2 separate regions of the Homo sapiens genome follow, and region 2 is linked to region 1. A link is a contact called in ENCODE Hi-C or POLR2A ChIA-PET data. All regions are on one chromosome and are shown on one strand. Each heading gives the region's core, a stretch centred on a gene start or an enhancer-like site at or near the end of the contact. The rest is flanking DNA. Distances are from core to core; before and after follow the strand shown. Region 1 overlaps RPS6KA2 (ribosomal protein S6 kinase A2). Region 2 holds the start of CEP43 (centrosomal protein 43).

The links. A loop is a pair of places that touch in the nucleus more often than their neighbours do. ChIA-PET counts read pairs that join two places held with the same protein, here RNA polymerase II (POLR2A). Pooled maps may share reads with other maps.
Region 2: a map of HCT116 shows a loop between it and region 1 (2.8-fold over the local background). The contact joins the promoter of CEP43 here to the enhancer-like site in region 1. A Hi-C loop is called at or near these places in 1 of 168 maps with a recorded cell type or tissue (HCT116) and 9 of 50 pooled maps. POLR2A ChIA-PET finds 5 or more read pairs at or near these places in 1 of 52 experiments (MCF 10A).

Annotation. Positions count from the first base shown.
Region 1 is chr6:166,536,674-166,544,127 of GRCh38, forward strand. RPS6KA2 (ribosomal protein S6 kinase A2) reads right to left here. Exons shown (of 21, transcript NM_021135.6): 2 at 1,995-2,111. Among named protein-coding and RNA genes, the nearest start is that of MIR1913, 31 kb to the left of the region's middle. RefSeq lists enhancers at 4,557-4,676, 5,267-5,486, 5,657-6,257, 6,605-7,454. Within about 2 kb of position 4,443, at least 8 of the 41 ENCODE cell types and tissues checked have a DNase peak (open chromatin) inside an H3K27ac peak, as active enhancers do.
Region 2 is chr6:166,996,722-167,004,175 of GRCh38, forward strand. CEP43 (centrosomal protein 43) reads left to right here and starts at 2,676. Exons shown (of 13, transcript NM_007045.4): 1 at 2,676-2,793; 2 at 3,339-3,392; 3 at 6,472-6,526; 4 at 7,002-7,090. The coding sequence starts at 2,692. It overlaps MIR3939 (microRNA 3939), which reads right to left and starts at 1,191; the gene lies at 1,086-1,191. RefSeq lists an enhancer at 1,158-1,207 and silencers at 1,748-1,977, 2,268-2,787, 2,878-3,037, 3,048-3,137.

The sequences.
Region 1 (7,454 bases), core at 3,193-5,692:
CCTCACACCAGCTCTGGACAGGCATTACTGGAGCTGGCCCATTCCGTAATCCCTGGAGGTCAGACACCCATGGGCGCTGCCACTGCCTCATCCTTCTCTTTCCCCTACCTACTACTGTTCTTGAAACTTTACGTTTTAATTCCTCATATAATAAAGACACAAGTAAAGATAAAATTAGAAGTGGTGAAAGGCTGGGAAGGAAAGGGACAGAGTGTTATGAGCATTATCATTCCAACGGGATTCTGCCAAACACCATGATTTCACTTGTTTTCCAAAACATGTTTTTTTAAAGCAAAATTAAAATTCAAAATTTGAAATCTGAACGAGGGAGCTGGAAAAGCCTTTCTCCTTTCATCTTTAATACCCCAGTTCTGTGAGGAGGACATTGGTAAGATTCACTCTGTAACAGAATTGGTCAACCAAAGCCCTCCAGACACTTCCTGGGCCTCCGCCATGGGATGTATTCCAGCGCTCCTTCCCTCCAGATAAAGACGATTCGGCTGATTCTGTGCTTCCACAGGTGGAATCTGTTCTCAAGAAACAATGCATGGGCAACACCCTTGAAAGGTGGAAAAAGGAAAGAATGCTTGCTTGTCTCTGTTTTCAAATCATGGAGAAAATTATTCTCCTCTCTCTTTTTTCTCTACATTTCTAATTAATAGTGAGGCATTCCACTGTCACATTACGCAGGCTCTGCCTTCTGTGATTTTGTGCTTTTTGGTAATGGCTATTAACATCGTGAGAAACTGAAATCTTCATCCCCCTATTTCATAAACACCATATCAACTAGCCATATTAAATAGACATTTTTGTAGGCCCAAAATATTGCTGGTAATTTCCTATGGTTTAATCTAACGTATAAAAATTTTACAAACAATCCAGTTCATGCGGACTGTAGGATTATCCAGAACACCGATGTACTATTCATTCCATCCAGTTCATGCGGACTGTAGGATTATCCAGAACACTAATGTACTATTCATTCTACACTTAAATTAACAGCAGCCACATGCATTTTGGCACAAAGTCATGTGAAGAATGCAAAGATTTGGTAAATGTCTACATACCACACAAAAATAGTTACTTTAAAGAGCCAGGCTGTTCTGCTTACATGTAAGGAACGGTTGGCTTCATGGTTTATTTCAGGCCCTTATGTTCTAGAAATCAAGTTGTCAGAGCCTATATATTTCTAACAGCTAACCCAAGGAGGCAGAGAAATCAGCATTGTGCTGGAGTAAGTCACGTGTCATCATAATTGAAAAGCGTTATTGACATCTTGTTGTATGTGGACGTGGCATTAAATGAAGAGCCAACTATTTCTCATTTCCTGAAAGAAATTAGCTTTTATTGCTGCAATTTGAAGGTGACAAAAAAGGGAAATGAACAATTCCACTGCACAAATACATCTTAGGCACCTGCTGGGTGGGATTCGTGCCCTATTTACTCCATGGAACAACTGTATAAAGTAGGTTTTATCCTTTCCATTTAGTGGGTGGGGAAGCTGAGGCTTCATGAGGCAATCGTGCAGGGTGAGGAGGGGAGCCGGCTGCAGACCCTAGCCTTCCTGGCTCCTGTGCCCAATCCAGAGGAATGGATTCTTTTCTTTTCTTTATTCTTTTTTTCCTTGTTCTCTTATTTTTTTCTTTCTTTGGGGAAAACAGCTGCTAGAATGCACTTTCAAAGATACATTGGCTCAGGTCAATAACCTTCCTCACCTTGGTGATGATTTACCAAGAGCCAAGGGAGGCTCTAGAGAGAAGGCAAAAGTGCATGTGACGGCTCCAACGGCATTTTGTTCTCACCTGGCACAGCCCAGCCCTGTGCCACTGGAATTCTGGCTGTGCAAAGTGAGACCCCGGTTCTGAACTGTCCAGGTTCCCGTGATCGCAGCCCTGCAGGTGAGGACCGCCTGCAATTTTCATCCAGGGGGGCTCTGTCCAGGTGTCCTTTGTGTTCAGGAATGAGACTCAAGAGACAGCCAGGGCTGAACTTACCTTTCCATAGGATCCTTGTCCTAAAACCTTCAGCAGCTCAAACTGGGAAGGATCTGCCTTCTCAAAGCCCTCCTTCACATGATGGCTGATGTCTATCTCCTTCACGACGCCTTCTTCCTGCAAGAGAGCGGCACGGGTGAGAAACACACCGCGAGGAGTCCCTCAGAGCCGCTCACAGCTTCCTCCTCCCCTGAGTTTACCACGAGCTGGGTCTGTTACAGATTTTAGCGCTGGAGTTTGAAAGTGGAGACACCATTTAGTTGTGTTTTTTTCTTTTTTTTTTCTTAAGACGGAGTCTCACTCTGTCTCCCAGGCTGGAGTGCAGTGGCTGGATCTCGGCTCACTGCAACCTCCACCTCCCAGGTTCAAGTGATTCTCTTGCCTCAGCCTCCTGCCACCATGCCCACCTAATTTTTGTATTTTTGTATTTTTAATAGAGACGAGATTTCACCATGTTGGCCAGGATGGTCTCGATCTCCTGACCTCGCGATCCACCTGCCTCGGCCTCCCAAAGTGCTGGGGTTACAGGCGTGAGCCACCCCGCCCGGCCCATTTAGTTTTATGGAATCAACTTGGTGATGTGTGTGGTTATTGTGTGCACCCTGTGGGCCTTCATGGTTTCTTTTCTCCATGGACTTTTGTCATTTGGTCTTACCAAGGCCTCCGAAAAATCTAAGGGTACTCTCAATGAAATCCATTCTGCTCTTTAACAGTCTGGGCAGAAGTTCTGGTACGATGAATATAGCAACTATGGAACAAAATGACAGCAAAAGCATATTGACGGGTTCCTAGATGGAGAAGTGGTCTGGAAAATGCAGACGGCTTGTCCTCCTTCTCCTTCTGATTCACGCTATCCCTGGTATGTTTGTCAAAGCTAATGTAAAGAACACGTCATTGCCATCCTATAGATTATATTTCAGAAGAAGCAGTCAGGTAAGATTTGCCACCAGCCCAGAAAGCAAGATTTCCCTGTAGGAGAAAGAGTCTATAAGTGAAAACACTGACAGAAAACACTACAAATTTTCATCCCAGAGCTTCCTGTCCCCAGAGTCACATGACTTCCCTTGTAAAGGGGTAGGCCATCTGCCCAAGTGCCAGGCCCTGGAAATGGAACACTGGAAAGGAGGTGTTTCTCCCAACATGAGACATTCGAGCCCAACTGTTCCTTGAATTTATCTCTGCATTTCTCTGAGATTTCTGTTCCACTATCTATACATTCGTACACCCCTTTCTACAGTTTTAGCTCGGGGTGAGGGGCTGAAAAACTTCAGAAACTGCTGGCTAAAATGCGCATCCAAAAACAGCAACCAGGAATTGTATGCATAGTGTGCTCTGGGAACCAGGGGCCTCTCATTCCTCATTGCTTCTTTTCATGAAGAAACTGTGAAGTGGAGATTTTCTCCTGAGACTCAGATTACACATTAATAGCTGGAAGTGATAGAGGTGGGCTTCTCATCAAGGACTGACTTCGAAGCCAAGTACTTCCACCCTCTGTTTTACTCTAAGAGTGAAGACTTCCAAATGAAATCACAATAGCAATAACGTACATGACGATGTTTGAAAAATTCAGTTTCTCAAAACGGTTACTTATAAATCTTGCTATTTTACCTCCATGTCACAAATAGAGGCACATGTAAAAGCAGATAAGGTGTCTGAGCCGTGGAAACTCACAGCGGATTAGAGGCCTATGCAGTTATCCATGGCTTTTCCATTCTCAGTTAAAGGAAACACTTTCGTCTCCATATCTTCAAGGATGATTTGCTATTTTTGTAAAAACAGTGGTTTTTTTTTGTTTGTTTGGGAAAACAATGAGTATAGCCAAAATTGACTCTGTTTAATCCATCCTGAAGTTCATATGAGTGCAGTTGGAAGATACAGAATTACAATTTTGTTGCTTCATAATTACTTCTTGAATGAGTAAGTAAAAATGCTAGAGGCACAGCCCAGCCAATGGGCATTATATTTAGATGCTAATTTGTGAGGGGACATCACATTTTAAGCCCTTCCTCCCTTCACAGCACAGGCTTACTAGAATTGCAGGACCATGCTAGCCACCCGAGACTGTGCAGCTTTTGTGGTGAAATCTCCTGGTTTATGGAAAGGGACAGAAAAAAATGAGGCCCTCAGGGATCCACGTGTGTCACTGCCTGTGAGAACCACTACCTTCCACGCGGCTGCTGGAGGTGGCTTCCTGCACAAAAAACAAAGGCAGGAGCCCAAGTTCAAAAAAATTCATCATGGAAACATGTATGCTATCTTTTCCCGTCATTGACCTACGAAAGGAAGAAAGAAATTGCAGACGATTTGTCATTTAAAGAACAACAAAATACTCCTCTTCTGTTACTAAAACACTGTCCTCGCAATGGGTCCATTAACATCCTCTACCTACAGGACTAGCACGCGCATGAGTCATCCAAACCCCAGCCTCCCTCCCAAAATAGCTCCCATCATGCAGCTGTGTTAATGCGACGCCCACACTATGAAAAAAGGAATCACCACCAAAGCACACCCTTCTGTGACTTCATTTTGGTAACGAGAGCATGGCAACGGCCACACTGCAGAACAGAAAGTAAAATTCAACACCGCCCAGAGGTGTGGGGCAGGCGAGGCACGAGCTGGCCAGGGAGGCTTCACACTGCAGCCACCACCCTTTCCTGGGGCACGTTTCCCAGCCCTTGTGTATGTTTCCTAAAGATTTCCAGTTCCTTCCTTTTTCTTCAGCAGCTCTTTGTGGAGGGTCTGAGACCCACAGCTGTGGTGAATGAGCTCATGCAGTCCCATGGGTCCTGGTCCCCTTCACTGCCTTTGTGGGACATGCCTTTGTGGGACTAGGCTCTGAAGCGAGAGTGACAGCATCCGGGCTACTTGGATGCCACCTGGCCATGGACGCTGGCACCTCAGAATTCCCATGGGTGTTCCCCTGCTCCCAGTCAGCCCGTTTTTTAGGCTGGCTTCACGCCTTCCTCAGCACTTCCAAATTGCCATCCCCTGTTGCCTCCCGCCTCCCCGGTCCATGCCACACCCCCACCTCCGTTGCAGAAGTTCACCTTCTTTAGTCATTTCTGTAACGTTTCGAATCAAAGCCTTCGACGCAGATATCTCATAACATTTCAAATTTTGTGCAGATTCTTTCTGTCAAAGTATTGAGAGCAAATGTACCTGAAGTACACACATAATTTCATCTCCTAAAATGACATGAAAAACGCCAGCTTTCTTCCCTAATAATATTGCGATAGAGTTCACTTCTCATTTCAAATCAGTAAGGTTTTTAACCGCAAAGCATCTGAGGCGTCAATGGAAAAAAATCCCCAAGAGCATCACCTTTCAGACTTCAGAGTTCTGCCTTCACAGTGACATTTTAGCTTGAACTTGCTGGAGGATGCTTAACTTTCTTTTTCACTTTCCCCAAAACGAAAACAAAACAAAACAAACAAAGATCTGGTGTTCCATGGACTCGGCGCGCACTCTGGGGTCTGTGTGAATAGGAAACAGCCAGATGAAGCCCCAGCACCATACTCCCGGGCACTGCTGATAACGACCCTCTCTGGACAGCCCTGGTTTCTGGATCCCTTCATGACAACCACCCTAAGGGGCAACTAGCATGAAAATGTTACTCACATTTCATTTTGAAATATGTGCCTTTTCTGTTTTATGAAGCAGGTAATTTTATCTAGAGCTTGATGAGGATTTGCATGCAATGCCTTAGGAAGATCAAGTCTGTTCCTGAATCGGCTGCATCCATGGCAGGAGCATGTGGTTTCCAGCACAGCTACTGTAAACAGTATTTTTAAAGCTAACTTGAGAGCTTTGGGAGGAGGAGCTGGGACGGTGATCAGGTGCTAGCTCCATAAGCAACAATTCCAAACATTTTGTAACGTAAGAAAGAAAAACTAGAGGTATAAACTGTTTAAATGATGTTTGAATGTGACAAATTGTGACAAGGAATTTTTAAAATTCCTGCAGAACTGCACTCAAAATTCCAATGACTGCAGGAAGTCCCGGGCAGGTATTTCAGCAGCTGCTGGGAGCGGCTGGGAAGTGGGAGTGACAGGGAGAAAGATGAGGGCGGTTGGCCACTGGCTCTGCATGCCTCTCTCTGGGCCAAAGTCGCCTTCTTAGGTCATTTCCTCTGCTCTGAATCACCTGCTCTTCATGTCATTAAAGGGATAATATTTATAAAAAGTGCAAATTAAAAGTTGTGGAATATTAATGATAAGGACATAGGAAACAAAATAGGCAAGGGTTCACCTCATTTCCAAAAAAGGAGAGAGGTCATTCTATAAATCGCAGATTCACATGTAGGATATTAATTTCCAGAATAATAACAGAATATATTATTACACAGGTGGTTTATGAAAATGTGGAAAAGAACGTATCTCCAACTCACAGGTCCCATCAAGCCAGCACTGTTCTGCTGCTGACGGCATGAACTCATGAGCAGGTGGACAAGAGCCTGGCTTTGAGGGCAGCTTTGGTGGAGTCCCTCCTGAATCCCAGGTGACAAAGAGGCTGGCATCATATAAACGCTTAATGACAGAGTACCACATCGCAAGTCATTCTCTCAAGGCACAGAACCCGGACACACCTGCCCAGGAACAGTATCGTGTCCTGGAGGTTCTGAACGTATGAATGTTCTATGTTGCCCACCTGCTTCAGAATCACCCCAAGGAACTTGTTAAAATGCAGATTCCAGGCCCTGGGCAAGGCCTTCTTGGTCTGGAATCTCTAAACTTGGCTTCGTCTAGAATCTGACTTTCATTATCTCACCAAAGGTGCCCTTCTCAAGCCATCCAAATCTTACCCATTGCTAAATCGAGTGGCTAAATTTCCATCCTCCATAGCACTGGGCATGGCTATTCACTCCCTCTCACTTGAAACACTCTCTTCACCTGGATTCCAGTACATCCTACTCCCCTGGGTTCGCTCCCACCTCCCCCTCTTTCTGTGTCTGCCAAGGTCACCTTTCCCCTGGGCACAGTCCCTGGCCTTTTGTCTCCATGTAGTTACCCCCTTGGAACCTCGTCCTGTCTCCGGGCTTTATAAACCATGTGAATAAACACTGACAACTCTCAAATCTCAATCTCCAGCAGGGGCTGCTCCCAGAGGTCCAGTTCTAGAGGCCCATCCATCACAGGCAACTGTCCTGAGTGTGTGCACGTGTGTGTGCGCATGTGTACATGTGGAATGCACATACGTGAGTGTGTGTGAGACAGGTCTTGTTCTGGCTTTTTCTCACATTGGGATGGAGCTCCTTAAAGTCCCAGCTTTATGCAGGAAGTGGGGCAAGAGGTCTGCCTGGGGCCAGCCCTGGGATTTGTCACCAGTTCCCCTGCCCTGTGAGGCTGTAAACAGCCAAGCTCAAATTCACCAGGTTGTCACCTGGCCTCCAGGAGAAAGCTGGCTTTAACTGTCTCCTTCCTTGGGTTCCCTGCTCTAACACAGGGTTTGGCCTCTGCGTAT
Region 2 (7,454 bases), core at 1,426-3,925, 460 kb after region 1:
ACGCTCACTGCAATAGCAACAGGAGGTGGCTACAAAATCATTACAGTAGTACTCTATGTACTACAGTGAATTTGATGCAGTTATTATTTAATATTGCATCTTTACAACTGTTTACACCTCTCTTGAACCTAATGGGTGCCATGTAACTGTCTGTTTGTACGTGTAAGTTTTGATAAATTTTAACTTTTTATAACAGGCTTGTATATATTTTATGATAGTAAATAATAAAATGGCCTAGTATCTACATATATTTTATGCATTCATGACATATCTAGCTTTTTCTTTTCTTTTTTTTTCCATATTTCTTGGCTAAGCGACTCATCTGTGAGGTTTTTCACAAAATTGTTGCCATCGCCAAAAATATTCCATTTACTGAAAAAAATCCACATATAAGTGTACTCACGCAGTTCAAACTAATGTTGTTCAAGAGTCAACTGTATAAAAGGTATTAATATGTCTGGAAAGAGATATGTTTCCAATTTAACAGACACTACCAATGAGAAGAGTTGGGCTAGGCAGGAAACTTCAAATTTTCCTTTTTTACTTTATATATTCTATTTGTATCTCAACTTATAACCTGTGGACCACGTTTATTAGAAGAAAATGCAGATTCCTGAAACTTCCTGCAGACCCCATGAGTGACAATCTCAGGGAGATGGAGTTCCAGAATCTGCTTTTTTTCATAGATGTTTCTTTGCCATTCCTGTGTATATCTGAGTTTCAGTAGCACTGCTAATCAATTGTTTGGGGTTCTCTCTCCTTCACCAGCATGTTCTTGCAAAACTAACCAAACACATATAAAGCGCAAACAGTACAATAGTGCACTGCACCTTCATGACCCTTACCTGTTCCAGCCTCTTCCTACCTCTTCCACATGTGATATGTGTGTACATACCCACAGACAGAAACACAGAGACATGTTTGGAAGCCAGTGTGGATGCCCTGTGATCTGTGTGTACACATGACAAGTGCATACACACGCACATAAAGGAACCCAGAGACGTGTTTGGAAGCCAGTGTGGACACCCTGTGATCTGTGCGTACACATTTGACACCTGCGTACACACTCACAGACAGAAACACAGAGATGTGTTTGGAAGCCAGTGTGGACATCCTGTGGTCTGCGCGTACACATGTGACAGGTACGTGCACGCCCACATACAGGAACACACAGAGGCCTTTGGAAGCCAGCATGGGCAGACAGGCCCTATCCCAAAGCGGCCGGCAGGCGTCTCCTAAGAATGGTTCTCGGACACACCTCTGAAAGGAAAATACAACTCGGCACCGCAGTTGACTCGGCCAAAGGAAAAAAACTTAAGCTGAAAGCTGAGGCCTGCCCGAAGGAGCCTTTCCTGTGGCGCCTGAGCCGAGGGCTTCAGGGAGAGGGCCGCGCATCGCAGCGCAGCCGCCCGTCTTCCCGTGGCTTCCCTACGGCCGCGGCTCCCGCTGCTCCTTTCCGCCGGCCACGCGGGTCGCACGACCTTCCCCTCCCGCCCACCCTGAGGCGCTGAAGCCCTCGACGCCGGCCTCGGGAAAGGCGCGGCCACCGCCCGTTTCGGATTCCCGTTTCCTTCCTCCGGGCGCGTCCTTCACCGTGGCCAAATCAGCCTCTCAACTGCTGGAGCCCGGCCTCGGACACTTCTCGGCTTACGCCGCCATACAGTGGCGCACCCCGAAACCCCGGAACCGACAGCTCGGCTGGCCTTGCGCACCCACACTCTCCAAGGCAGGGCTCGGTCCGGGGGCTGGTTTTGCCAAGGCGAGGGGCGAGGGGCAGCCCAGGCGGCCGGATGGATACCAAGAGGGCGCGTCAGCTCCGGCGGGACGGGGCTTCCAGGGCCCGGGAGGGGTCCAGGACTCCCCGCCGGCGCCTGGCTGTCGGCGGAGGGCCGCGGGGCAGGAGGGAGTGGAGACTGCGGCCCCAGTTCGGGCAGCGCGGAGCCCACCCAACGCCCTCCTCGGCCCTCGGCTCTTCCTGGGGCCATCCCGCCCCTGCACCTCGGCCTGGCACCTTTCCGGTTAGCCTCGGAGGCCGTGGCCGAGCAGGGTGCGTTCGCCTGGCTGGGGGGCCTCAGAACGTTATTTCCGGGTGACAACCTGCAGGGCCTTCCGCCCCTCGCGACCTCTCGGGAGTCCCTTCCCCGGCGCCCCCCCGGGGCTGCAGGGGCTGCAGGTTCGGTCTCGGGGCCTCCTTACCGCAGTCCGCCCGGCTTTAGGCTAGTGGGCTTTAACTACGTCGATAATATGACTCCGGCGATCTTGTGCGGCGATGGGATGCGGCCGTGGGCGGTGGAGTCCAGGCGGAGTCCGCTCTCCACACGCGAGGGCGCCTCCTCCTCACCGCTCGCCGGCTTCAAAGCTCGCGCCTCAGGCGACGGCAGCCAACGGGTTGCCGGCTGGAGGCCCCGCCGACGCCCCGCCCCTTGCGTGCCCACCCGCGCCCCGCAGCCCCGCCCCCAGCGCCGACCCTAAGTTTCGGCGCTCAGTGGTCCGGCGCTCCCCAAGGCTCGGTGTCCAGCGTCAACCCCGAGGTCTCTATGCCCCGCCTCCCGACGCCAGGGGGCAGGGCCAGCGCGCTGCGCGTCGGGGCGGGGCTTTGGCTGCGTCGGCCGCGTAGCCCGCGCGCGGAGCGTACCCTGCTGCGGCCGTTGGCCGTTAGCGCGGCTTCGGCGGTTGTCTTGGAGAAGCAAGATGGCGGCGACGGCGGCCGCAGTGGTGGCCGAGGAGGACACGGAGCTGCGGGACCTGCTGGTGCAGACGCTGGAGAACAGCGGGGTCCTGAACCGCATCAAGGTGAGGCCGGAGGCTGGGGCCGGGCCTGGCGGATCCGCAGGGCTTGCGTGGACAGCGGGCGTCACAACGGTCGCGGCGAGGAGGCCGCCTCCCTGGCGAGGGACCGGGGCCGGCGGGCACTGGGGGCGCGCCCCGGCATGGCCTCCGTCCTGCCCGCCCCACAGAGGGGGTCGGCTCGTTCGTTCGTGTGGTCCCGGAGGGCACCGCGGACTGGGGGTGCCTGGCCCATCCCCTGCCTCATTCCGTGGGGGCGGGACCGCGGGGCTTGGGGGCCACACGGGCGGCCCGCAGCTGGGCCCTGGAGTGCGGCCCCAGCGTCTCTTCCTCAGGCTCGGGCATGATCCGCGGCGGGAAAGCAGCGCGTCCAGCCGAAGCCTGGGGGTCGGAGAGCTTGTGTGACTGAGAACGTTTCGGAAGGCGTTTCTGACCTTTGCACCTGCCCTCCCAGCTCGTTGGCTTGCTCGTGTTTGTTGCTGGATAAATGTGAGCTTGTTGTGAAAATTGTCTTGAAATTATAATTTCCTGTTTCTTAACTTTTTTTTAAGGCTGAACTCCGAGCAGCTGTGTTTTTAGCACTAGAGGAGCAAGAAAAAGTAGAGGTATGAAGTTTCCAGATTTTAACATGGCTGTATTCGTTAATACTTAATTTCTTATTCATTAAAAACCGTCTTAAAAATAGTTTATAGTAACATATAGCTAGGGATAATTTTGAACTGTTAAGGATTACATTACTATTGAGAGAGAGCCAAAATTATTCTTTTTTCGTGTAGCTTTTGAATTTGGGGGTAATCTTAAGGTACCACAGTAACTCTGATACTAATGCTTAATCTGAAACAAATGGTCATAGGAGTTTCTTGAAGAAATGGTGCCATTGTCAATGTGTTAAGTGCAGGTTCACTCAGATCCTTTAGTAAGCTAATATGTTATTAATCCCTATGAAACGGGGTATATAGTATGCAACTTTTCCCAAAATTATCTGACCACTCAATTATTTTGACAATGAAAAAGACAGCGATTATTTTAAAAGTGCAGCCACTACTCTATATTTAAGTGGGTAATTTAACTTTTTCGGAGTCCCACCAACCATCCTGAGTAAATATTCTGGAATTTGTCAACAAGAATAGAACCATCATCAAAGCCTTAAACTCTTGCTGTATGACAAATCAGTCTACTGTCCTCTCACTTCTTTAGACCTGTATACCTAATCTCTAATTTCATCAAAATCTTCAGTTCTTTGCCCTTTCCATGTCTGTGCAGGCATCAGTCTTCTCTTGGCAGCATTTTGCTCTGGACCCTATGGGTCTGGACCCCTAATTACCTTGCCTTAACGGTCATACGTGGTCTGGAAGAAATCTCAGTGGTCATTTAACCCAGCAAACTAACTCTTCCCACTTTGCACATATGTGCTCTTGGAGAAGAGTCAGTCAATCCTGTGGATTGCTGATGTTGCAAATTGGCAGGTACCAACCTGGTTAGGTCCTGAGCAGGCCCAGCAGCTCTCTTCTTCACCCTAGCTGTGCAGTAGCCTTCTATGTCACCCCTGCTTCCTTCTCTCTGAACACATGGTCTTGTTGCTTCCTCCACAGGGAAGGTAGAAGCCATTAGATCCTAACTTTATGTCCTCCTCTCCTGTCCCTCAATCTATTGCTCACCTGTGAAAATGCTTACCTGTGTCTATGTTTATCTGTACCTCTTTCCTTACTGCTTTAGAAGAAGAGGCTCTGTCCTGTCCAAGAATAATCACTCTGTCTTGTGTATACTTTCAAGTCTTTAATTATTTACTGTATCTTTGACCCCTTCCTTTTCTGATGGCTTTTCTTTTGAGCTTGAAAACATGTTTAAATAACTATTAGGAGTAAACTGTTTTCCTTTACTCACATTCTGCTTTTAATACCGCTGTGGTTTTTTTCCTTCACAACCTGGTTTTGACCACTCCTTGGTTTCTTTAGCATGATCTTTTTCCTGTACACCTGACTGAGACTTATCCACAGTTGTCATTCTGTACTGTCTCACAGACTGACCTTATTCATCCAGTAACTCCAGCCCTGTAACTTTCATGCATGTTTCTTTCCCGAGCTTCAGACCTGTATGTTAAACTGCCCACTGTATTATGCCCTTAATGGGACCATCATTTATCTGGCAAGAAATCTAAGCGTTTCTTAGGCCTTGCTCTTCTTTCCACCTGCTCAGCCATCACCTGGCTCTGTGTCTGTCAGGTGTGTATCTGAAGTGTCCCCAAGGGAGTGCTCTGCTGCCTCCTTTGTGCTTGTTTCTTCTTTTCCAGATTGCCTTATCCCCTTCCTACTTGCCAGTCTCCGTTTCCGTGGTGTCCCTCACCATCTCCCTGAAGTCCTTTTTCCACATTGCTCCTAGATTGGCTGTTTATAGTACACATCTGATCTGTCCCTCCATTCTCTTAAAATATTTCAGTTGACTCCCTATCTTAGAATTCCCTGAACCAGCCTACCAACTACCTTGAGGATCTCTCCTCTCCTTGTCTTTTATTTTAACAACTTTATTGAGGTAAAATTGACCTATAGTAAAGCTAAAGTATTTAATATGTACAATTTGATTTTTAATAGTTAATTTATGCAGCTGTGAAATGATCATCACAATCAAGGTACTGCGCATATCCTTCAAACTTTTGACCTTCAAAAGTTTTCCTTGTGCCCCTTATGTAACCCTCTCCCCCACCCCAAACCTTTTTAAGAATTATATAAATGGAATCGTATAGTAGGTACTCTTTTTTTTTGGTCTGTTTCTTCAACATAATGCATTTGAAATTCATTCATGTTGTGGTATGTATTAATAAATCATTTCATTAATACATTGTACAGATATGACAGTTTAGCCATTACCTGCTGACAGACATTTAGGCTGTTTCCAGTTTTTGAGTATTACAAATAAGGTTTCTGTGAACAGTCACATACAAGTCTTTGCTTGGATCTGTGATTTCTCTTGAGAAAATATGTAGAGGTGAAGTGACTAGGTCACATGCTAGGAATATTTGTGACTTTTAAGAAACACTACCAAATTGCTGTCCAAACTCGTTATGCCATTTTGCATTCCCATCAGCAGTGTATGAGGCTGCCACTGTAGCAGCAATTAATGTGGTCTTAAGGAAGCTTACCATGTGCTACCTACTGTAGCCTCTTCTCAGCAACAATCACAGGCTTGATGGTCTAGAAGTATTTTTTCCATACTTATTCAAATAAATGTATAATTACAAAAATAAGTTGGCCTATGGGCCGCATAAGATCATCTCACATTTCATGGATAAACTGGGAATTACAAGTGTATAATTAAATTCCTGTTCATAGTAAGTATGCTATAAATGGTAGATACCTGAGATGACAAAACTTTTATCAAACTTCATGTATTTGAAATAATAAACAGTTGTTGACATTTAATTGTATTTCACACAGGTATTTGAAAATATCTAGCTTCAAAAGCAGTTTATAAAACATTTAAAAATTAAAAATACAAATCTTCATATATGGTTTTGTTATATTAACTTTGAGAAATTACTAAATAGCACAAAGTAAGTCCTGTAGTAATTAACAGTTGTAGAATGGATTTTGTAAAACCATAATTTTATCAATGAAAACGTTAAACTTTATATTTTGTAGTTGTTTTTAGGGTAAACACATGACACTTAAATTTTTTTTTTTTTAACAGAACAAAACTCCTTTAGTTAATGAGAGCCTGAAAAAGTTTTTAAATACCAAAGACGGTAAGATGTTCAGTTTGTTCTTGTTTATCTATCTCTGAATTTTTGAATCTTGATACCATTTGGGAGAAATCAGGAATTTCAGGGCTTTTTTTTTGTCTTCAATTGTTATAGGTCCTCATTTTAAAATAATATTTTATTGTACAACAATCGTGTTGCTATTACATATTTTTGGATTTGGGATGTTGTTGCTTAAAGCCAGTTTTACTACAAAAAGCCAATATTAACCATTAAAAAGCGAAACACTGAAATCTATGAGATGATTGTCTTACAGTTAGTTACAGACTGATGATCCCAGTGAAAAAATCAGGAGATTGAGATTTTCATTACTTAATCATATTATTCAAAGAGGAAATTTGTAACTTAAAAAATTTAGAAACCTTTCTTCCATTAATTTAGTGTATCTATTTCATAATGTTAATTTAAAAAATTCAGTTTTTGAAGATTTGCTTACTTACCTTTTTCTTGATCTTTATAGGTCGTTTAGTGGCTAGTCTTGTTGCAGAATTTCTTCAGTTTTTTAACCTTGACTTTACTTTGGCTGTTTTTCAACCTGAAACTAGCACAGTAAGAATAATGATTTTTACATCTATCTTTTGAAACCTTTGATACAAATGAGTTAATATTAAGCTGAAAGTTAATAGAATTTGACAACTGATAGTTTTTTACATTTAGATTATTTTTGGTAGTTGATTATCTGTTTTTCTTAAAAGCCATATGAGCTTTCAGATAGCTGGCACCAGTGTTGCTGCTTTGTGTTACTTGAAAGCTTGCTAATAAAAGTGTTACTATAGAGTTAATTTTGATACGATGTTAGAGTGCACCTGTTAATGGAAACGTTGAAGGTAGAGGCTCTGTAAAAGAAATAGGCATAATTTTTTAAAATAGACATTTCATTCATTAGTAAGACAGTCTCTTTGAGTTTAAAGAT